2 separate regions of the Homo sapiens genome follow, and region 2 is linked to region 1. Evidence: read pairs that join two places in POLR2A ChIA-PET (ENCODE). Cell type or tissue: PC-9. All regions are shown on one strand. Each heading gives the region's core, and the rest is flanking DNA. Links, peaks and the distances in the headings are about the cores only. Region 1 overlaps KRT33B (keratin 33B). Region 2 holds the start of KRTAP3-2 (keratin associated protein 3-2).

Region 1 (11,536 bases), core at 3,389-8,388:
ATTAGCAAGGAGGAGAAGATACAAGAAACAGAAGGTTAAAGCCAAGTATATTAAATAACTATGTTTAAAGAGCTTATACGACAAAATAAGGAATCAAATCCCTAAAAGAAAATGGTAGCCACTATGCAAAAAGTATAGGCATGTTTAAAAAAAAAATGTCAAACAACTTCTAAAAGTGAAGAGTATAATTTAAAGTGCAAATTTTAAGTGTAAAATTTCATCACTAGGTCTTTTGTGGCTTCAAAAAATCAAAATTTTCTTTTGATATCAATAATATTATTCAGGGTGCTAAATTTTCACTCATCTCCTACTGAACTAATGAAATTTTAATTAAAAACAAAGTTTTAGCTCTCATAATTCTATTGGACATTTTTAGATATTTTATACTTCTCCTATTAAGTCACAGCAATTGTTTAATTGTTGCATTTGTTCTGTCAGCTTAATTTTATTAATAATTGTTCCACAGAGCTTCACAGAAATATTTTAACAGAGTTCTAGGAGTCAATAAATTTAATTGTTTTACTTTTTTCATTAAATGACAAATTCATTTTTATAAAATTAAGTTGACTCCTAATAGATTTTGTCTGGGAATTGATGTAATTTTGTTAGTTTTTACATGGAATGTTGCATTTATTCATTTCTGTTAAGATATAAAATATGCATTTCTGCCTTATTATTCCCTTTATTCAATCACTTTTTATGTATCAAATTGTTGTTAGCTTTAATAGCTGAAATATCCCTTTCTTACAAAGCCAAATAAAGTATTGTCATCTCTGTTAGAATTGCATTTATTAAAGCCAATTCTAAAAAAATTAATAATAAAAGAGCCTTTCTTTTCTACAAAAGTAAAATACAACAAATTTTCAAACTCGATTGATAGGTTAAACATTAAATTAGACAAAGATGAAAAGAGAATAAGTCAACTGGAAAAGATCTCTAAGGAAATTTACCAGAATATAACACAGAAATATTTAGAGATTGAAAATATGAAAGAGATGACAGACAAGCTAGAATGTGAAGGTCCAAAATCTGTTTGAAGAAGCACAGAAATGGTGGTATGAAGAGCTTGGGGAAGTCTCTCCCCTAGAAAGACATCTATTAAGCCACTCAAAATTAACAAAGACATCAGTCAAAGGCTCTAGGCATTGATTAAAGGGCTTACAACAAATGAGAAGCATTTACTCAACAACCACACACAAAAAATGGAAACTTGATAAGAACACTGGGGGCTATGATGTTTAAATGAGGGACTCCATTATTTCTCATGTCTCTGCCTTCCAGAAGCACCATGTGCTGGGCAGCTGAGTGGCAGTTCCCAATCCTCCCAGCAGCCAATACACATCAGCAGATCCCATTTTTCATAGCTCACCCATTTCTAACCCCAGTTCCCTCTACATAGGGAGGATTCAGGCAGGGTGGCTTGAGGAGTGCAGTCCTTCTTTCCTGCACACCTCTGTGTTACAGGAGAGATGTTCCATTGGGCTCCACAGTTAAGATGGCAGTATCACCCAAGTTGATCTAAACTTTCAACAACACCTACCAAAATCCCAGCTAGCTGTTTTATAGAACTTGACGTGTTGTTCCTTTTATTCATGTGGAAATGCATAAGACCAGAATAGCCAAAACGATCTTGAAAAAGAAGAACAAAGTAGGGGGATTAACATTTCATGATTTCAAAACTTACTACAAAGCTACAGTAACACAGACAGTATTCTATTGGCATAAAGATAGACATACAGACCAACAGAATAAAATTGAGAGTCTAGAAATAAACCCTCACATTTATGGTCCATTAATATTCAACATAGGTCCCAATATAATTAATGGGGAAAAATAATCTTTTCAGTAAATAATGCTGGGACAACTAGACATCCACATGCAAAAGAATAAAATGTTTGACCCCTTTCTTACACCACAGACAAAAAAAATGACTCAAAATGGAGCACAGCCTAAATGTAACAGCTAAAACTAGAAAACTTAGGAAAAAAATGTAGAAGTAAATCTTCATGATCCTAGGTTAGGATCATGCACTTATTCCTCCATGATACCTGTTATATGTTACAACATGGATGGACCTTGAAACATACTATGTAAATGAAGCTAGCCAAAAAAACACATATTCTATGACTTCATTATATAAAATGTCCAGAACAGGCAAATCTAAAGAGACAGCAATGATTTCCTGGGCCTGGAGGGTTGCAGGGAACAGAGAGTGACTACTAATGGGTACAAGGTTTCTATTAGAGGTAATAAAATGTTCTAAAATGGTAGTAGTAGTTATAACTCTCATTATACTAAAAACCATTTGATTTTATACTTTAGATCTGTAAATTTTATAGTATATGAATTATATATGATACATTATACTTCAGTGAAGCTATTTTTTAAAAAAAGGAATTCAGAAGGAGAAAATGGAGTATAAGATATAAGTAATATTGAAAAAATGTAATGGCTGAGAATTTTCCACGGGTATTGAAATACATGAATCAATCAAGAAGCACATAAGTCCTAAGTAGGAAAACTAAACCAAAGCCATCCCTAGAATAACATAGTGAAACTGCACAACACTAAAGACAAAGAGATGATCTTAGAAAGAGTCAAAGAGAGAAAAAAATAGAAGAATTACCAACAATGGAAATACAGGTTAGCAATAGGCTTTTCAGCATCAACAACAGAATCCAGAAGATAATGGTATAATATTTCCAACACGCTGAAGGAAAATAGCTGCCAACCTAGAATTTTATACAAACTAAACCATCATGTAAGAGTGACCACTAAGAAAAGACATTTTCAGAAAATAACAGAGAAGTTGTCACTTATAGATTCTTAGTCTGCTGTGTGTTGCTACAGCAGAATTCCACACACTGGATAATTTATAAAGAAAATAAATTTATTTCTCCAGTTCTAGAGACTGGGAAGGCCACTATCAAGATGCTGGTATCTGATGGGGGCCTTCATGCTGCATTGTCCCATGGTAGAAGGTGTAAATGCAAGAGAGCATGACAGCCAGAGAGCAAAAGGAGGCCAAACTCATTTTATAACAAGTCCACTCTCATGATAACTACCCCCCTCCCATGATAAAATGACATTAATCCATTGATGAAGGCAGGGTTCTCATGGCCTAATCACTACTTGACCATTAAGTAGTAGTGAATGGTTTAAGTAGTAGTGAATGGTTGGAGGTGTCATTCAAACCATAGCAAATGCTATAAAAACTACCAAAGAATGTATTTCAGAAAATAAAAAGTTAAAACCAGAAAGGACGAATAAAGTCCAAGAAACACTGCAAACAAATAAACTGGTAACCATGTAGATAATTCTAAATAATAATAATAATGACCAAATTTTGGAGCATAAAAATAAGGTAAGATTGAACATGGCGACTCACATCTACAATCCTAGCACTTTCAGAGGCCAAGGTGAAAGAATCGCTTGAGCCCAGGAGTTCACGACCAGCCTGGGCATCATAGAAAGACCCTCGTCTCTACAAAAAAAAAAATTAATTAGCTACACATGGTGGCATATGCCTGTAGTCCCATTACTCAGGAGGCTGTGACAGGCAGATAGGTTGAGACAAGGAAGGTGAAGCTGCAGTGAGCTATGATCATGCCACTGCACTCCAGCCTGGGCAACAGATCAAGATCCTGTCAATAAATAAATAAATAATAAAATAAACCAAGATAAAAAAGTAAAGTAAAGAACATAAACAAAAATTTCTGACAGGGCACAGTGGCTCACACCTGTAATCCCTACACTTTGGGAGGCCAACACAGAGAATCCCTTGAGCCCAGGATTTTAAGACCAGCCTAAGCAACATAGAGAGACCTTGTCTCTACAAAAATAAAAAGTAAAAAATTAGCCAGACATGGTGGCATGCATGTGTGGTCCCAGCTACTTCGGAGACTGAGGCAGGAGGGTCACTTGAGGTTAGGATCCTCAGGATCTGGGAGGTTAAGGCTGCAGTGGGCCATTGTATTAATCCATTCTCACACAGCTATAAAGAAATACCTGAGACTAGGTAATTTACAAAGAAAAGAAGTTTAATTACCTCACAGTTCTGCAGGCTGTATAGGAAGCATAGAGGCTTCTGCTTCTAGGGAAGCCTCAGGTAGCTTCCAATCATGGTGGAAGGCAAAGGTGCAGCGAGGTGTCTCACATGGTGGGAGAAGAAGCAAGGGAGTGGGGGAGGTTCTACACACCTTTAAACAACCAGATCTTGTGAGAACTCACTCACCGTTGTGACAACAGTACCAAGGGGGATGGTATTAAACCATTCATGAGAAACTGCCCCCATGATTCAATCACCTCCCACCAGGCCCCACCTCCAACATTTGGAATTACAATTCAACATGAGACTTGGGCAAGGACAACATCCAAACTGTATCGGCTATGATTACACCACTGCACTCCAGCCTGGGTAACAGAGTTAGATCCTGTCTCTTAAAAACAAAAAACAAAAACATCTTCTATGGATCTTGTTTTTATGCAAGAAGAAAGAGATTAAATTAGATAGTGCTAAGTCAAGTGTGCACATTTAAAAATTAAGAACACATATTAAAAGGGGGAACAAAGAAAACAAGATCAATCCACAGGTGTCAGGAACTGAGGAAACAATAAGCAACAAAAAAAAATCATCCTTAATGGAAAGGACAAAGTAAGATTTTTAAAATAAGTCCAAAAAGTCAGTAATAAAATTACATGTAAATAGATTAAACCCTATTTCTCCTCATCAGACATAGAGTGCCCTCACCACCTTATCCAAAAGTTTCCACTTCCTATTCCCTTTCCTTGCTTTATATTTCCTCTCAGCACTTATTGCTTGACACAGTCATGCTTGTTTGCCTCTTTTTATTGTCTGTCTTCTTCCACTTGAAAGTAGGCTTCTTAGAGCAGGTCTTTGTTTTGTTCAGTGCTCTGCCCAACAGGCACCATCGTAAGCATTCAATGATTATACATTGGATTGAATTGATTTATAGAGAAGACACATGAATGACCAATAAAAAGATTTTTTAAATATTTAATTTCACTAGAAACTTTAAAATTATGAAGTGAGACAAGCTAGATTATACCCACATTTCATTGGCAACATTGCCTTGTCACACTAGATGGCCAATTGCAGGTCATCATGTCATGGTGAATTTTACAGCCAGCGTATCTTGCCAAGTCAGTAAGCTAAGTAGTGCCAACTGAAAAATCACAAGATTAATAAAGTTGGAAAGGAGAGCTTTATTTCTCATAAAAGGCTGCAGCCTCCAGGCTGACCATCCTGCAAGCTGGGAAGCGTAGCCTCTGGCAGAAGCCAAGAGTAAGCATTTTGAGGGAGGGAAATGTGAGAAAGGAATGTATGCTGAGTGAGGTGGCCAAATGCACTATTTAATAAGCTACAGGAGGAGTCATGAATATTTATGAAAAGACAAATGTAAGCATGTGCAATTGAGCTTCATGCCTCTTCATGGGTCGCATGTTCACAAATGGTGGCATTAGCATGATCCAAGGATGGAGTTTTTGGCCCTCTGATGTTGAAAGGTGAGGCAGAGGATGTGAAAACCCTCACCGCACATCCTCTGTAGACTGGCCAGACCACTCCATGGTTGGTGGTCTCTTATCAGGAAGGAATGCCAGCCAGTTGGTTGCTGTGTTGAAACTGCAAAAGGCGGGAGGAAGGAATCCAGTCACAGCTTCAGATGATGGGCTAAAGGTGATAAAGGAATGATTCATCTGTTTCTTATTTTCCAGAGCTGGTTTCTGCTTACTCCTTAGGAAAGAATTCTGGTTAAAAGTTAATAAGGAGGGGGCATACTGAGGCATGTCTGACCTCCCATCCTGTCATGGTCAGGGACTCTGTTTTTTTCTTTCTTTCCTTCTTTTTTCTTTTTCTTATTATACTTTAAGTTCTGGAATATATGTGCAGAACGTGCAGGTTTTTTACATAGGTGTACATGTGCCATGGTGGTTTGCTCCACCCATCAGCCCATCATCTATATTAGGTATTTCTCCTAATGCTATCCCTCCCCTAGCCCCCCACCCCCCAAAAGGCCCCAGTGTGTGATGATCCCCTCCCTGTGTCCACGTGTTCTCATTGTTCAACTCCCACTTATGAGTGAGAACATGCGGTGTTTGGTTTTCTGTTCCTGTGTTAGTTTGCTGAGAATGATGGTTTCCAGCTTCATCCTTGTCCCTGCAAAGGACATGAACACAACCTTTTTTATGGCTGCATAGTATTCCATGGTATATATGTGCCACATTTTCTTTATCCAGTCTATCATTATTGGGCATTTGGGTTGATTCCAGGCCTTTGCTATTGTGAACATTGCTGCAATAAACATACATGTGACTCTGTTTTTAAGGTTTCTCTTCGGTCCCCTTGGCCAAGACAGAGTCCGTTCAGTCAGCTGGGGGACTTAGGATTTTAGTTTTATTTCTCAGTGGTAACACTGACCCTTCCCAGATACTTCAGAAGAGCAATTTGGCTTTGTCCTGAGAAAAAGTGATCTCCCTGACACTCCTTTCTTTTATCCTCCAAGGAGAGCACCATGGCAGAGATAAGAACTAAGGACTGTTTTCCCTAGACCCATGTTTTCCGCTGACACAACATCAAACATAGAAACAAGTTTTGCTTAATATTTTATAAATTGAACACTAAAAACAAAGTGTATTTACTGTGTTGAGAACTTTGACCTCTCACTCACAAAGCATGCAACTGGGTATTTGGGAGGCACTGTTCCTGGTGAAGGTAGCTGAGAGGTAACTATCAGTGGACAGTAATCCCAGCATGTGTGGAGAACTGCCGGGATAAATTGAACAAGGGCGGTTTTCATGAGGCATGCAGGTAGCTCCAGGGAATGAACTCTCCCTGAGGAAAGAGAGAATAGAGTCCACAAACTGGGTCTAAGACATTCTGAGCAGAGGATGGAGTATCACTCAGACGGTCTTCCAAGGTCTCCTGTCTAAGCTGCAGCAGCATCAACAACAAAGGAGTAGATATTAAGTGAACTAGAATATGAGAGCACAAGAATTTAAGACTGGCCAGGTGCAGTGGCTCACACTTGTAATCCCAGCAATTTGGGAGGCTGAAGTAGGCAGATCACTTCAGCCCAGGAGTTCAAGACCAGCATGGATAACCCAGCGAAACCCCTCTCTACAAATAATACAAAAATTGGCCATGCATGGTGGTGCATGCCTGTAGTCCCATGTACTCAAGAGGCTAAAGTGGGAGGATAGCCTGAGCCTGGGAAGTTCAAGGCTGCAGTGAGCCGTGATCATGCCGCTGCACTCCAGCTGGGGTGACAGAGTGAGACTCTGTCTCCAAAAAAAAAAAAAAAAAAAATTTAAGAATTTAAGACTGACATGTGATGATGGAACCGGCATCATCACAGCAGGGGAGATAGTATCAGCTTCATCTCAAGGAGAGAAGACATAATTAGCAGATTGGTTAATCTGGGAATAATCTGCAGACTGAGGGAGTGGCCTTGGCACAAACCACAGCATGCACAGTGATGGGAGCCATTAACCTTGGTTAGACATCAGCAGGCACCAGTAGGGGCCAGGCACCAGTACCGTGGTCACTGTTAGCATTTGCAAACACCTGACTTGTAATATCCTAATTTGATTCTAAATAACTTTGAGGGGGAGGGTCCCGAAATTCATATGTAGTTCCCATGGTTAAACAATTCAAGTGAGAAAAGAAACACTTTCAAAATAGGTTGGGTATTGCTCAAATATGGAAGATGGCAAGGTGGTGCTTTTTAGTATTGAGTTATTCAGTATTTCACAAAGGAGAGTTTCAGAGATGTTTTGAGCACTAACAGCATTGTGTCTCCCCAGGAGGATGTATAAGCTCTGGGTGCTTGTTTGAAATCAATTTTGTCCTCTCATAATCACACCTCATGTGTAACTGACAAGCAGAGAGTGAACTCTGGGTTCAGTCCTGCCATTGATTCTTCCTCACTGTGAGGAAGAGAAAAAATTAGTAGCACAATTCCTGGCATTTGGTAGGTGTTCAATAAATATTAACTTCTGTCATCCCTGCTAGGGACTTAAAAGAATGAGTGGAACTGTCTAGAGATGCTCACCGTTGCATTTTACTGAGTAAGGTCCCATGAGAAATATGTTTATCATATTCAGACGAGGCCTCTTGTCCTAGTGATCCTACTTGTTTTATGCTGGCCTAAGTGGATGCTGGGACTCACTGTGCTTAATGAATGTTAATGAAGGTGATGAAGACCTTTTAGGAGATGATTAACCTATAAAGTCCTCCTTCTGCTTTCAAGTGGCTTTATAAGAAGCACACAGAGAGTCAACACTTTGAAAAGAATGAATACAAATGAGAATCATGTCTGCTTTGCAAGAGGAAAGTTTATTAGGCGATTTGGGGAACTGCAATAAAGGTAGAAGCAGCAGAGAGAACAAAACACCTCGTATGCCACTGTCACAGCTCCAACCTCTGACCATCAGAACTCAGACTGACTACAGGAGAGGGACCTGGGGTGAGGAGGATCAAGTAGCCCTAGGCTCAGAGTCAGACCCAAACGCTGGGCATTTGTTCTCCTTCCAGACCATGATTTGTGGTGATGCCTCGGGGTGGGGTCCGGTGGCTGATGGTTGTCAGAGAGGCAGAACTGGCCCACCGATGGTAGTTCTGTCTTCATGCTATACTTCTGCTGGCCCCAGGGTATCTAGTACCCAAAGGTGTTGCAAGGCCCACAGCGGGAACGAGGACCACAAGGATTGGTGACACAGGATCCAATGGGCTTTTCACATGCATTGGTGGTGGCGCAGGGGTTGGAGGGCAGCCTGGGATGCAGAAGCATTAGACTGTCAGCATGAGAAGGGTGATTCAAACAAGGGAGACTCAATCCAAAGAGACACAGAAACAAGCAGAACCCGTTCTCTGATGTCCTAGGAAGCCATGCCTTGTTTGGATCACTCCTTCTACAGAGTTCTGATACAGTGGCAGAAATGAGCAAAGAACATGTAAGGTGGAATCCCAGCCTTCCTTGTATGACCCTAGACACACAAGAAAGTCACTTCCTCCTTCTAAGCCTCAGCTTTCCCACCTGTAAGGTAGGACTGGTAGTACCAACCACACAGGATTATGAAAATTCCACAAGACTGTGTTCATAAAAATATTATGTTCGCTGGCAACTGCTGTACTGTTAGTTATTGATCATCAACCCTATTGACACTCAAATGCTCATCTATAAGAAGGTGATAATGATTCCCACTCTGCCTGCCTCAGATGATTCTAACAAGAATTAATGAAACGGTGGATTTGAAAGTTCTGTTTAAATCAGAAAAAGTGATCATTGTTACAGTTTCATTTTCCTTTTTGTGGTGACAAGACAGTCCTGAAGACAGAAAGATTTATTTGGCCATCAACATCCAAAAAATCTCTACTGGAGGAAGGAGTCAAGTCCCATGACTATCTTTTGTAAAAGAAAGTATCTTTAGCCCAGATAATGTTAGCAACAAATATCCTACACTTCCCACGGCTGTAATATAAAACTCTCGCCTCTACAGACAGATTGGCATCTGAAACTTGATTTTCAAAGTCTCTGTTTTATCCTACAGTAGAACAGTGCCTGTCCCTTGCAGGGGTGCCGTCCGCCAGGTACTCACTTGCAGTCCTCGCTCTCCAGCAGGCTCCGGTATGTGTTGATCTCACACTCCAGCCGCGCCCGCACGTCCAGCAGCACCTGATACTCCTGGTTCTGCCGCTCCAGGTCACTGCGGATCTCCGCCAGCTGGGACTCCACGTTGGTGATCAGGCTCTGCACCTGGGACAGCTGGGAGCTGTAGCGGGCCTCGCTCTCTGTCAGCGTGTTTTCCAGAGAGTATCGCTGTGGTGGGAAAGATCAGGAATGTCAGAGAGCTGCTCCTTATAGGGTTCCTCCATGGGGTTCGAAAAAACTCACAAGCTCCAAGAGCTAAGAAGAGTGTGTGGCCCCAAGGGCATCCCCAAGACTCTGCCTCCCAAGTTCCCATCGCTCACCAGCAGGTCTGAACAATACACACCAGGTTGTGCTGGGCCTGCAGCTCGATCTCCAGGGCATTGACTGTGCGTCTCAGCTCGATGATCTCCGCCTGGTAGGACTGCAGCTGCTCCGAGCTGGATACCACCTGCTTGTTCAGCTCCTCGGTCTGAAACACCCAAGGGGAGAAAGGATCAGACCCTGCCTCCGGGGCCCTGGGGGGCCTCGGGTCCTGAGTGGCCACGTGCTTAGATGCCCACCTGCGTGGCGAACCATTGCTCCACTTCCCTGCGGTTGGTTTCCACCAGGGCCTCATACTGATTCCTGGTCTCGTTCAGGACCTGGTTCAGGTCCACAGCGGGAGCAGCGTCCACCTCCACGTTGAGGCGGTCTCCAAGCTGGCAGCGCAAGGTGTTGACTTCCTAATGGAGAAAAGGGAAGAAATAAACCCACAGAAAGAAGTCTTTCAATAACTTCTTTGAGGCAGTTCAATATAATGGGAAGAGGATTGCATTGCAGCTTAGGAAACATGAGTTGAAGCCCAGCTGTCACCTCTGGAAATTCTGGCCTCTTCTCTGAATCCCTTCCCTCATCTGTATGATACGGCTGCTTCATTAAATGATTGCTAATATTTCTACCCAGTCCAAGATTCTATCATTTCTTTCTTATTTCCCCTTTGCTCAGTGATAAGCCTGGCATGATAATTGGCTTACAATTGTTGCTACTTAAATATAGAGAAACCAGGTTTCATTCCTCCTATTTATTTCATGGGATACTACTAGAGTATGACACATGTTTTCATCATGAAAACGTCTAATGTTTGAGACATGCATCTGATTTCGTAGTATTGCATTCAGCCATGAGATCTGAATCAACCATTATTTGAGTTATTTCATTTCTCCCGTTTTTCCCATCCATCAGTTCATCCATCCATCCATTCATCCATCTATCCATTTATCTAGCTTGAGTTCTAGTTATCTAGGTGAAACAGAGTGTAAGAATGTTTTCTATCTCCTTCCAGTCTTGGTCATTAACCTACCTGGCACCTCTTCAGAAGCTAATAGATAGCATCAAACAGTAGACAGTAGTTTAAAGATATTTGTGTGACCTTTCAGCCATACATGTCTGGTCCCAAGGGGAAGTAGGTCAGCTTACCACACTCCTTTATGTAAAAAAGGTAAGCTGTCACTCATTCCCCAACAAGCCCCAAAGTATGTTTTGAGCAACCAGCAAAATGTTGTTAGGCCTAGGGTGCTTAGCAAATCAAATCCTACCTTATCCTATTCAGGGGGATCACAGAGCTCTCAGTATTGGGATATTGGGGGCTGGGACTCTTACCTGCTCATGGTTCTGCTTGAGGGACAGCAGCTCCTCCTTCAGGGACTCCATCTGGGCCTCCAGGTCAGACCTGCACAGGGTCAGCTCATCCAGAATCCTGCGCAGGCTGTTGATGTCGGACTCCACCAGCTGCCGCAGGGACTGCTCCGTCTGGTACCTGCACACACAGCCAGAGGTCAAAAGAGGTCCAAAAAAAAAAAGTCTTTGTTTCCCGGCCTTTACTTGGC
Region 2 (11,536 bases), core at 3,429-8,428, 360 kb before region 1:
GAATGGTCATTGAAAGTTTCTTGGTCTCTTTTTTTTTGCAGGGGGTGATTGTGGTAGTACCATCCTTGTTCCAATTTCTAAAGCAGAGTACATTAGTTGTAGGTACTGAGATAGGTGAATGCTAAAGCTTCTATGTTGACTTTTTCAATCTCAGGCACTGAGCAAAGTAGCCATCCATTAGCAGCCTCTTGGGAGGCAGGGCTCACAGCAGGGCTGAGTGAAGGTGGTGAGGTTGAGGGTCTCCAGGCCTGGAGTTGGCTGGCAGGAGTTGAGCAGGAAGCAGGTGGGCACGCAGGGCTGAGGAATGTGGCAGGGTGGGGGACAGTTGTCACAGCAGGTGGGCTCCAGTAACCAAACTGTGTGTGGGCAGGTGCTGGGCAGGCAGACTCCACAGCGGCAGGATTTGTCAGAGGAGCAGATGGTGGTGGCAGGCCCGGTGGGGACACTGCAGCCTCGAGAGGCACAGCAATCCATGGCTATTAGAGTCTGTGGTATTTATGGGTTTGATTGAAAAGAAGGATAAGGCTTCTGAGGTGTGAATATCTCTCCTTTCTCTGGGGCTCTTATGTACCCTCTCCACTGGGAGTTGGTCCAGCCAAGAGGCTTCTTTCCTGGTTCTTGTTTATGTTAGTGTACCCATTATTCTTTAATTTGTTTGACATTTAGACTCTGTAAAGAGTCCCCATTTTCCTAATTAACTTTTATTTGAGTTCGTTGCTAAATCTGAACTGATTACCCTTGCTATTTGTCACTGGAACACAAGCTTTATGAGGTATCACCAAAGCCTTCTGTTATTATATTTTCAACACCAGCCCTGCTGGGGAATATTGCATGACAGTGAGTCTGTAATATGTGGGCCTGCTCTCCAGTGCTGCTTTATTTTTAATCTGTCACTTTATCTATACCAATTTGTCTGATAAAGTATTCTTGTTTTAAAGAGTTGAACTTAATTTTACTTTCTTTTAGCTTTGAGGCTTTTGAAGATCAAAATTACATTAACATGAAGAAATATGCCATTAAGAAATATGGAAAAACTTTAAAAAACGCTTATTATTCTAGTTTTTTACTACAAAATATTTTGTATACATTGTTTATCATTACATTACATTACTGGAATCATATTGTGCATAGGTTCTGAAACTTGCCTTTGTGTGTGTGCATATATATTATATATATATATAATTATCTTATATTTTAAAGGATATTTGATAGTGTTACTTTTAATATTTCTTAGCATTTATTATATAATTGCACTTCTATGTTACTTTAAAATTTTATATTATTATGCATTGAGGTTATTTTCCACTTTTCTCTACAATAATTTTGGCAACAGAGCACCTCTGTATGTAAATCTTTGTGCATATTTTTGATTATTTCAGAAACAGAATTAATTATTTGGTAGAATTATAGGGGCAAATGTTAATTTCCAGTATTTTTAAGGCCTTTCATATCATTGCCATACTGTTTTTCAGAATGGTTCTATTTACCTACTTTTTTTTTCAAATTATCTATTTCCACCAGATGTGTTTGATTAAGAATTCCCATTTCGTATACCTTTGACAGATACTTTATTTTAAAGGTGTTTTCCAATTTCATTGGTGAAAAACACAATTTTATGATTGTTGTGTCTGTATTTCTTTTATAACCAGCTAGGTTGAAATATTCCTTCATATGCATATTGGCCATCTGTCTTCTATTGAGAGTTGGCTTGCTTTGTTTCCTTCACTGCTAATTGTGGGCAAATTGAATTTTTAGCTTCTGTCTATATAGACTAAATAAAATAATAACTTAAGAATACAAAACTAAAATTCAAGTAAAATTATTACCAAAGGAAACTTATGAGCCTGAGCTAGATTAATCTGTTGACATTTGATTTCATTCTCTCTCTCTCTTTTTTTTCTTTTTTTTTTTGCAAGGTATTGCATTTTTTCCTGAAATCAAATGTAGCTGTGGTAGGAAAGACCTGGTTCTAGTACCAGTACGCTATTTAGACTGCAGGCATAGTTCAGTGTTTAAGAGGGAGCACAAGGTGGGCTTGTGGCCAATATCATTTATACACCTCGAACCATTTCCGCTCAGCTTGGTCTCATGCTTCTTGCAAGCCATGGTTCTTCTCACATTCTTCATACCTCCTCTTTTAGGCACACCTGTTGAGTGGTGCATTGTGGTGTGCATGTTTGTATGTTTTGGGAATGGGGACGTGTAGTCAAGAGGACCACCTGAGGAGTCAGAATAGCTCTTGACTGTTCCCGGTGCTGCTGGTTATCTTCCTCGTTATGGTAAGTAATTCACTTTTAGGAGCTTCATCCTTTTTCTCTGCGAAATCAGGGTAATAGCATGCATATTCCTCCACTTAGAAGATTATTGTGAGGTTCACATGTGATAAAAAGGGTGAAAGCTCATGGACAACCATATAATGCTATGCAAAAATAAATTATTATCATGATTGAAACAAATTACAGATGAAATTCAAGGCAAGGTAAAGATAAAAGAAACATAGTCAAAAGAAGAAAAGAAAATGAGATGAAGGTAAGTAAGAGAGCAACCTTACAGGAAAGAGCAAACATTTATATTAGTTTATACAAATAAATAAATAAATAAATAATCACATCTACGATTAGAGAAAGTGGTTGGCATATAAATTAACAAACCTAAAAATTTGAAAAGCTCCCTATGGCTCTGATTGAAAGGGAGAATTCATGATATCTTCTGGTTCCTGGACTTTCCCCAGATTTATCTTTGTATGAATGCCTGCCGAAGTGTGCACCCTTTTACTTAGAACTGATTAGTATTTCACTTATTATTTAAAAAGTAATTCAACAGACATTTACTGAGCAGTTACTATGTGCTAGTCACTGTGATAAATGTTGGATTTATAGCAATAAACAAGATAGGCACCATCCTTGCCCTCATGAAGTTTACAGTTTGGTGGAAGAATTTTTCATACACATAACATATTATTATAAGCTGCTGCTATTATACATTATAATAGGAAAGAAAAAGAGTAAAAGACAAAAAATAAAAGAAAAAATTATTTTGAGGGAAACATTACAAAGGAAACATGGCTTGCAGACCCTCAGGATTAGAATTTCATGGCAGAAAGCTATCAGCTTCTTACCTGGGATACAATATTACTTTGAGTTCACCATAAAAGCTTAGAGCAACTATTACTGTTTATGCAGCACATTGTGTTTCTCTAATCATAAATAAGACAAGGTTACAGATTACAAACAGTTGTAATGCAACAAGTTTATTATAATAAGCTCTTCTCTTTTATTGACAAGACTTGCAGCACTTTATTAAAATGTATTTTCTCTGCAGTGGTCTAAGAGACCTGAGAATTACTCTCCTTTGTTTATAAATGATGACAGTGATTCATAGAGAGGTGAGATGATTTGCCTTAGATGGTTCGGGAGCCAGTGTGTTAAAAACTAAATATAGGACCTATTGGGATTGAGCTACCTTTTATGTGGTTAGAAATGGAAGTTTAAACTATGTGTCAGAGATACTAAGCATTTTATTTTTAAAAACAACGCGTATCTTTTTTCTTTAAGTGAATGTAGGAAAAACATGGTGATTCTTGATGAGATGGTAGATTTTCGGGGTGCTAAAAATCTAGACACACACACACATACGCACACGCACACTCACACATCCAAGAAGTCCAGTTTTAATTATATCTTTCTATAGTCAATGGAGGGATCTGGGACAGTGCAGATGTAAATCAAAGATTAATAATGAAAAGAGACAGAAGCAAAACATGATTATATTGGTCTCTTGCTTGAAATATTTCATTGCTTCAAAGTTTCAGTCCAAACCCCTTTGCTTTGAGGAGCCCCTTATGTCTGGGTCTTTGCATTTCTGTCTTCTCTGCCTCACCCTCTTCAATGCATTGTTCATCCAGTCATTCCCAACTACCTCCTGTGGCTTAAAGACACCAACCTTTCCGCTGCCTCCATGATTTATTAAGCTGCTATTCTGTCTGGAACAACTGTTCCCTACCTCTCCTGCTGCCTATTCATCTTTTAAAGCTTAGACTGGATAGCTCAGAGGCTTTCCGTAGCTATTTCTCACCTTTGACACTGAATCACCAAATCAGGGTTTTAGTTATTCTTTCTGTATGCTTGCATGCCATGCTGCTCACCTCCCAGTCACAGCAGAATCCCTCAGCATTGCAATTATTATTATGATAACTTGTCTTTCTTCTTCACTAGATTTGGGAGAGACTTGAGGGCACTTGAGACTTGAGGTAATAGCATTTCTTTTATCTTTTTACTCCTGGCATCAATATGATGCCTGACATAGGGCAAACACTCAGGAAATATGGACAAATGAATGAGTGAATGGACTAGATCTCTTGTTGACAATATCCTCTGTAGTGTCCCATAGACTCCATGGCTGCTAAGTTCTGTTCATTTAAGGTTGAGCTGTAAAAAGCCTATGGAATCCCGTGAGAAATTTCTCTCTCAAGACACTAACAGGTACATTGAGGACATTTTAAAACAAGTTTGTTAAAAAGCATTTGCTTCTCCCCTTCCTTGTCCTACTCTGTTTCTTGCATGTCTTCTTGTGGTTTTATTTCAATGCATTTTCAGATTTTGACTTGTGTCTTTATATATGTATTGTGTATAGATATACATACACACATATATTTATATGTGTTACATAAATGTATTGGATGTATTATATATATAATATATACTTGTTCTCTCTAGGCTTGGAAAAGAAAAATCTTCATGAGATAAAATTAAGTAGGTTGATAAAATTAAGTAACGAATTAAAGCATACGTAATCAGAGTTTTAGCTCTCAACCTGAGACACCTGAAAAGTATTGGCATTCTATTGATTACTGTGGTAGAACATCTGTGCTGAGTATGGTGGCAAATAAAGGTATGTCCCTGGTGCCTTGTTACTAGAGTTGACCACTTTGAGTTCTCTCTAAGAGAAAATGAAGTTGAAATAGGTACACCTTCAAAATGCCCAGATTTTAGAATTGAATACTTGCCAATTTTAATCTATGAACCAATGTACTCTTTTTCTATTATAATCCGATGTGGATTTTGTTAAAGAATCTTACATGTTTTATTTCTCTTGCATATTTTGGGTTTATTTCATAACTGTGCTCATTAAGCTTCTGGTTTCATTAGTATTGAAGGTTCTATGATGTGGTAGGAAAAATTGGGCTTTAGAGTCAGACATACAAGAGGCTGAATTCTGATTTTCTAAGTAATTAACTTTATGACTTTCAGAATGTTGAATAACGCTTAAAACTTCATTTTTTCTTATCCATTAGTGCTGTTTTAAGGACTAAATCAATAATTTACTGGTGAAGAGTAGATAAATAAATGTTGGTTCACACCAAAATTGCACTTGTCTGAGGAAGAAGAGAGAAGAGAAGGCAAACATGAAAGAGAACCTGTTAAAAGTTAGCAAGCCATGTTAGTAGTAGCAAGAATGTTAGTCATTCTGCCAATAGAGTCTTCTTTAAAAGATTAAAATAATCATCCTGTTTTTACCTTTTTAAAATGGAAGAAATATACCCAAAACTAACATAAACAAATGACACATCTTGCCAGAGAAATATAGTTTATTGGAAAACCCACCAAGAAATTTTCTTCTATGAAAATACCCAGTACAAGAAACAAGAGCCAGGAAGCAATATGATCAAGAACATGTAATCTGAGGTCTTAAAGATTGAAACAGTATTTTGCTAATAAAACTCATTCACCTGCCCACAGGAACCAAATGGTTTTTCAGCTAAATAACCATAAAAAATACTTTTCTTTTTTTCCCCCATTAAAACCAAAGGTAAGTTCTTCATATCTGGGTCATCTGGTCTACCTTAACATCTGGCAAACTACTGAGGCAAGTGAATACTGAAGGGACAGCTTCTGGATTCTTCGTTGTCGGGCACTGAGCAAAGTAGCCATCCATCAGCAGCCTCTTGGGAGGCAGGGCTCACAGCAGGGCTGAGTGAAGGTGGTGAGGTTGAGGGTCTCCAGGCCCGGAGTTGGCTGGCAGGAGTTGAGCAGGAAGCAGGTGGGCACGCAGGGCTGAGGAATGTGGCAGGGTGGGGGACAGTTGTCACAGCAGATGGGCTCCAGTAACCAAACTGTGTGTGGGCAGGTGCTGGGCAGGCAGACTCCACAGCGGCAGGATTTGTCGGAGGAGCAGATGGTGGTGGCAGGCCCAGTGGGGACACTGCAGCTGCGAGAGGCACAGCAATCCATGGCAATGGGCGTCTGGTTAGCTTTCAGTTTCTTAGATGAGGATTCTGAGGTACAAATGTCTCCTCTTTTGTTAGGGCTCTTATATACCCTCCCAAGTGGGCATTGGTCCAACTGGAAGCCTTCCTGTTTTGTTTATGGCACCCTTTTTCACTGAGATTCTCTAATCAGTTTGTCATTTACATGTCCATTAAGAGTTCCCGCTCTTATTAAGTTAATCATATTTTTGACTCATTGACTTGTCATTTTTGTCACAAGATCATCACATTTTGTCTTCACAGGTTTCTGGCATGCCAAACCTTATATGACTTTTATGGGTAATCAATCCAAGTGACAATTCAGCTGTAATTTTGGAGGCCAAACTCTTCTTGTTTTTCCCTCTTAATTTAAAATACTATGGATAATGTGATTTCTAATGACTAATTTCAGAATGAGTAACTCAAATGATGAACTGGACCATTTTCAACTCAATAAAGTCAACAAGAATATGGCTATTTACAGATGAATGTTTCATGTGACTACAGGCATCTCGGACATGTTTGCATTATTTAGTGATATTATAATTCAGGTTCTATTGAGCAAGCAAAGTGGTAGAATGGTACAGGATGAAGAAACTCCTTTTTATTATTTTTATTAAATCTGTAGTGAATTTCTCAATGTTGTATTATTCTATGGATTTTTTTTTTCTAAAATAGTCTCTATTCTCAAAGTTATGCCAATCTTGTGGTGAATCAAAGTATAAATTCATTGGAAGGAAGGATCCACACAGTGGCCATTCTTTGTTGAATATACCACTAAAAGAAAACCACCTCAGCCTTGATTCATTTTCACATGAATGGTGTACATACTTTAAAATAAGATGAAATAAGAATTAAAAGGAGAAACCACAAGAGTCACAGAACAATCATGGATTTTGGCAGGGAATCTGACTCAATGCAATTTAGAACTATGGCATTCATAAAAATCACTTTTTCACTGACTTACTCCCTACTTTGCATGTTTATTTGTTTTCATACCTTGGATCTTGAACTAGATTGAAATTCCTTTGAGGTATGCCTTAAACAACATTATTTACTTAAGTCAGCCAGAGATTGAACTAGATAATATCAAATGTGTAATATTCTAGATTCCAACATCTTCCTACACCTGTCCATGATCAGCACAAATCCTTTCAGATAATATTGTATAATTTAAATTACATACTCGTTATGTGGCAATTTGTTGACTTAACAGAAAGCAAAGATTCCGGGTAGGTTGTTTCTGAGGGGACATTACCAAAAACCAGTACGATCTACTTAAAAGAGAAGAAAGCTGGCTAAAATCAGTGGAAAATATCAAATGTCATTGGTAGGTAAGCCTTATACGTTATACGTTAAAACAACCAGTTTATCTTTTTCTTTAACAACAAAAATATGTGGTACATATATGCCATAGAATACTATGCAGCCATAAAAAATAAGGAGCTCCTATCCTTTGAAGAAACATGGATGGAGCTGGAGGCTATTATCTTTAGTAACTAATGCAGAAACAGAAAACCGAATACTGCATGTTCTCACTTATAAGTGGTAGCTAAATGATGAGAACGCATGGACACATAGAGGGGAATAACAGATGCTAGAACCTATCAGAGGGTGGAAGGTGGGAGGAGGGACAGGATCAGGAAAAATAACTGGTAGGTACTAGGCTTAATACGTGGGTGATGAGATAATCTGTACAACAAACCCCCATGACACCAGCTTACCTATGTAACAAACCTGCACAGGTACCCCTGAACTTAAAAGTTAAAAACAAAAAAACAGAAAACAGCTTCAAATCATTTTTATTAGCAGGAATTTACAACAAATGCCAAGGGTGTCGAACATCATACTGTTACCAGATGGTGCCATGCAGTTCCAGGCTTTTGGTGTCCCAAAGAATTGGACGAGACACCCACAGCAAAACAAAGAAACAAAAGTGTATTAAGCACAGTATTACACTCTAAGAGGGGGAGAGCAAACCAGCCTCTGTGAGATGAGATCAGCCCCCAGCTTGGTGCAGTTTGCGTCTTTGTGTGTGTGTGTGTGTGTGTATGTGTGTGTGTGTGTCCCTTCCCAAGGCTGCCTAATCTCTAGCCAGTGTTTGCCTCTTTGATTGACAGGTGTGTTGCTTAGTTACTTTGGCCCCTGTGTGCTTGCGCACCACCTCCAGCCCATAATTTTAAGTACATACATGATATGCAGTCCATATGCATAAGCCTGAATGAGCTGATTTTCATACAAGGTCATGTTAAGGATACGTTTTCTCTTTAATGCACATGCTTATCCATGAAGAGTTGCCCCTTACTGGTTTGGTCCTTATCTTGCCGGCCATGGGGGCCTTGCTTTCTTCTCTATCTTACTTTTTGTTTTGGCTGGAGTGCAGTGGCATTCTCTGCTCACTGCAGCCTCTACTTTCTGGGATCAAGTGATTCTCCTACCTCAGACTCCCAAGTAGCAGCTGGGATTACAGGTGCCCGCCACCACACCCAGCTAAGTTTTGTATTTTTTGTAGAGAGGGGTGTTTCTCCATGTTGGCCAGGCTGGTCTTGAACTCCTGATCTCAAGTGATCCACCTGCTTCGGCCTCCCAAAATGCCAGGATTACAGCATGAGCCACCGCGCCTGGTCTAACTTCTGCTTCTTATCTTGCTTCTTGCTTACCTGCCCCTTCACCTTGCTTCTGGTCTCTGCTTTTATTCACTCCACCCTTTATCCAAGTTTTAATTCCCTTTGCTAGTCTCCTGCCTCAATACCTGCACTTTACCACTGAAGAACAGATAAGCAAATTCAAGTGGCTTTCCCAGTATATTATAAAATTCAAAGTTAATGAACTAGTATTGAAATCGTCAAGGAAATGTTTAATGTTTACTTACTCTTGACTTACCAGTCTCTCTCATCTAGAAGCCAGTGGCTTGGCAAGTAGAATATATGAAGAAGACCCTCTCCCATTCTCTGTGTTCTCTCTGACTTCTCTTTTAAAATCGATTTTGAAATATTATATAGATTCAGGAGATCTACTGTACAACATGGTGACTATAGTGAATAACCATATATTGCATTTTTGAAAAACGCTGAGAGAATGGATTAAGTGTTCTCATCACAAAAATGATAACTATGTGAGTCACGCATATGTTAATCATACAGCACATTACATAAAGTGAAGGCGGGAGTCTCCTAGGTACTTTACCCTCTGTGACCTCGTTCATACTGTTTCTTTAGCTTAAAGTGACCTTTCCCAATTCTCTAGTTTCCAAATCCTGTTGATCCCTCAAGATTCAGCCAAACATCCCCTTCATAAAGAAACTCTAGGTGATTCTTCTAGATGTTTGCATCCTTTTCTCTGCTCTCACAAAATGGGCTGCCTATTCTTCCCTTTCAACCTCATTTCTTTCTGCTATATTTTGTAGTTTGTCACTTAAATTTGTTTTCCTCACTCCAATGCAAGGTTCTTGGAAGTGGTAATCGTATGTTAGTTTTATTTGTCTTTTTCAAGCACCTAGGACAATGCCTGAAACAGGGTAGGCATTTGATAAATATTTGTTGAATTGGATTACATTTCAGATTAGAATTAAAAAGGTATTTATTTATTTTTATAATGGCCTTTTATAACAGTAACACTTTATATAAAGAGAGTGATTCATTTTTTGTGTGAATTGCTTTACAGTTGTCAAAACTTTTTTTTTTTTTTGAGATGGAGTTTTGCTCTTGTTGCCCAGGCTGGAGTGCAATGGCACGATCTTGGCTCACAGTAACCTCTGCCTCCCGGGTTCAAGCCATTCTCCTGCCTCAGCCTGAGGAATAGATGGGATTACATTCATGCTCTACCATGCCCGGCTAATTTTGTATTTTTAGTAGAGACGGGCTTTCACCATGTTGGTCAGGCTGGTCTTGAACTCCGGACCTCAGGTGATCCGCCCGCCTCAGCCTCCCAAAGTGCTGGGATTAGAGAGGCGTGAGCCACCATGCCTGGCCAACATTTTTAAATTCAAAGATTTACCTAAATGAGACAGCGAAAAAAATGGGCTTGGCTCAATCTTTGAGGTCCTTTCTGTGAGCATGTTGATCTCAAATTGCTAGCTTCACTGCCTCTTTAAGGACACGTGAGTTTATTTAGAGGCAGGGAAAAAATAAAAATCAAAGGTAGATGCTGACCTTGGCATTTAAAACGATTCTAAGCTTAGAGCCTAATGCATTTCACTATCCTCACAGTTTTCTTCAGGTATCTACGTATGCCTGTGAGGCCTCTTTTTGGCTATGAAATTTATGTTGATGTCATCAGAAAGTGTAATTCTGCTGGATGTATTTTTAAGTTCATGATGCATGTGTCAAGAGTCGTTGGGTAATTATAGCATTAAATGTTGAGGCAGTATGTGGTTTGGGGAGTAGTGGTGTTTATTTAGTTTTGAAGTAAGGGGATCCATGGTAGCATTTTTTTTCCCATTTCTCATTTGAAATCATTGTTCAAAACAGGAAAAGAAAACTTCTGTAAAACTGAAGGCACAGTGCTATATTTTCTTCCAAATGGCCTCATTAAAGGCCATTTGCTGAGCAGCGCTTAATGACTACTGAAGGTCCTCAGGGTAATGTGGGCAAGCTCTTTGGCTAGCAGCAAGGTGGTTCACACTCTGGATGCAGGTGGTGACAGAGAGCCCGCTCAGGGTTGGAGCTGGGTGGCATTTGTTGAGCAGTCAACAGGATGGCACATAGGAGTCAGGCATGCAGCCAGGCAGGGGCCAGGTTCACAGCAGGTGGGCTGAAGGAGGCTGATCTCATGAGGACAGGTGCTGGGTAGGCAGACTTCACATTGACAGCTTATGTCAGAGGGGCAGATAGTGGTGGCCAGGCCAGTGGGGACGCTGCAGCATCCTTGGAGATAGGAATCACAGCAAGACATAGTGACAGTGGACCAGGACAATGTTTTGTGGCAAAGGAAGGCTTTCTTCTACAAGGTTGTCCTCTATGGGTCTTTTATATCCACCTATCTCAGGGAACACGGCTTCTGTCCATCAGAATGTTGGACGGAACATCCTTGTTGCTGTTTACCTAATTCTGTAAAAATAACTCACTAACTTCTTATGTATCAGACAGGGGATGAGCTCTCCTTCAGTTTTATTTAGTTGTGTTGCTGCATTCAAACTTGCTTTCTGTTGTAGTTTCAAAATGGTGTCAGTGTAGTTTTCCACTTACTCACATGTAGACACATCCATACTGTATTAGTCTGTTCTCATGCTGCTATAGGGACATACCCGAGATTGGGTAATTTATAAAGGAAAGAAGTTTAATGGACTCACAG

The links. Peaks named below come from ENCODE experiments on the same cell type or tissue, not always from the same donor. Only the 100,000 strongest peaks of a DNase experiment are listed, where the experiment ranks them.
Region 2: POLR2A ChIA-PET joins it to region 1 with 12 read pairs; 2 of 35 experiments call an interaction of 5 or more read pairs at or near these places.

What each region holds. Positions count from the first base shown.
Region 1 is chr17:41,355,161-41,366,696 of GRCh38, forward strand. It overlaps KRT33B (keratin 33B), which reads right to left. Exons shown (of 7, transcript NM_002279.5): 3 at 11,310-11,466; 4 at 10,232-10,393; 5 at 10,015-10,140; 6 at 9,619-9,839; 7 at 8,338-8,793. The coding sequence ends at 8,676. Among named protein-coding and RNA genes, the nearest start is that of KRT33B, 8.9 kb to the right of the region's middle. RefSeq lists an enhancer at 9,447-9,948. In PC-9, for the core only: no CTCF peak of the experiment used is centred there; DNase peaks (open chromatin) are centred at 5,321 and 5,691; H3K27ac peaks cover 2,992 bases.
Region 2 is chr17:40,993,624-41,005,159 of GRCh38, forward strand. KRTAP3-2 (keratin associated protein 3-2) reads right to left here and starts at 6,283. Exons shown (of 1, transcript NM_031959.3): 1 at 5,570-6,283. The coding sequence starts at 6,230. The coding sequence ends at 5,934. KRTAP3-3 (keratin associated protein 3-3) reads right to left here and starts at 541. Exons shown (of 1, transcript NM_033185.3): 1 at 1-541. The coding sequence starts at 474. The coding sequence ends at 178. It also overlaps the pseudogene KRTAP3-4P. In PC-9, for the core only: no CTCF peak of the experiment used is centred there; no DNase peak of the experiment used is centred there.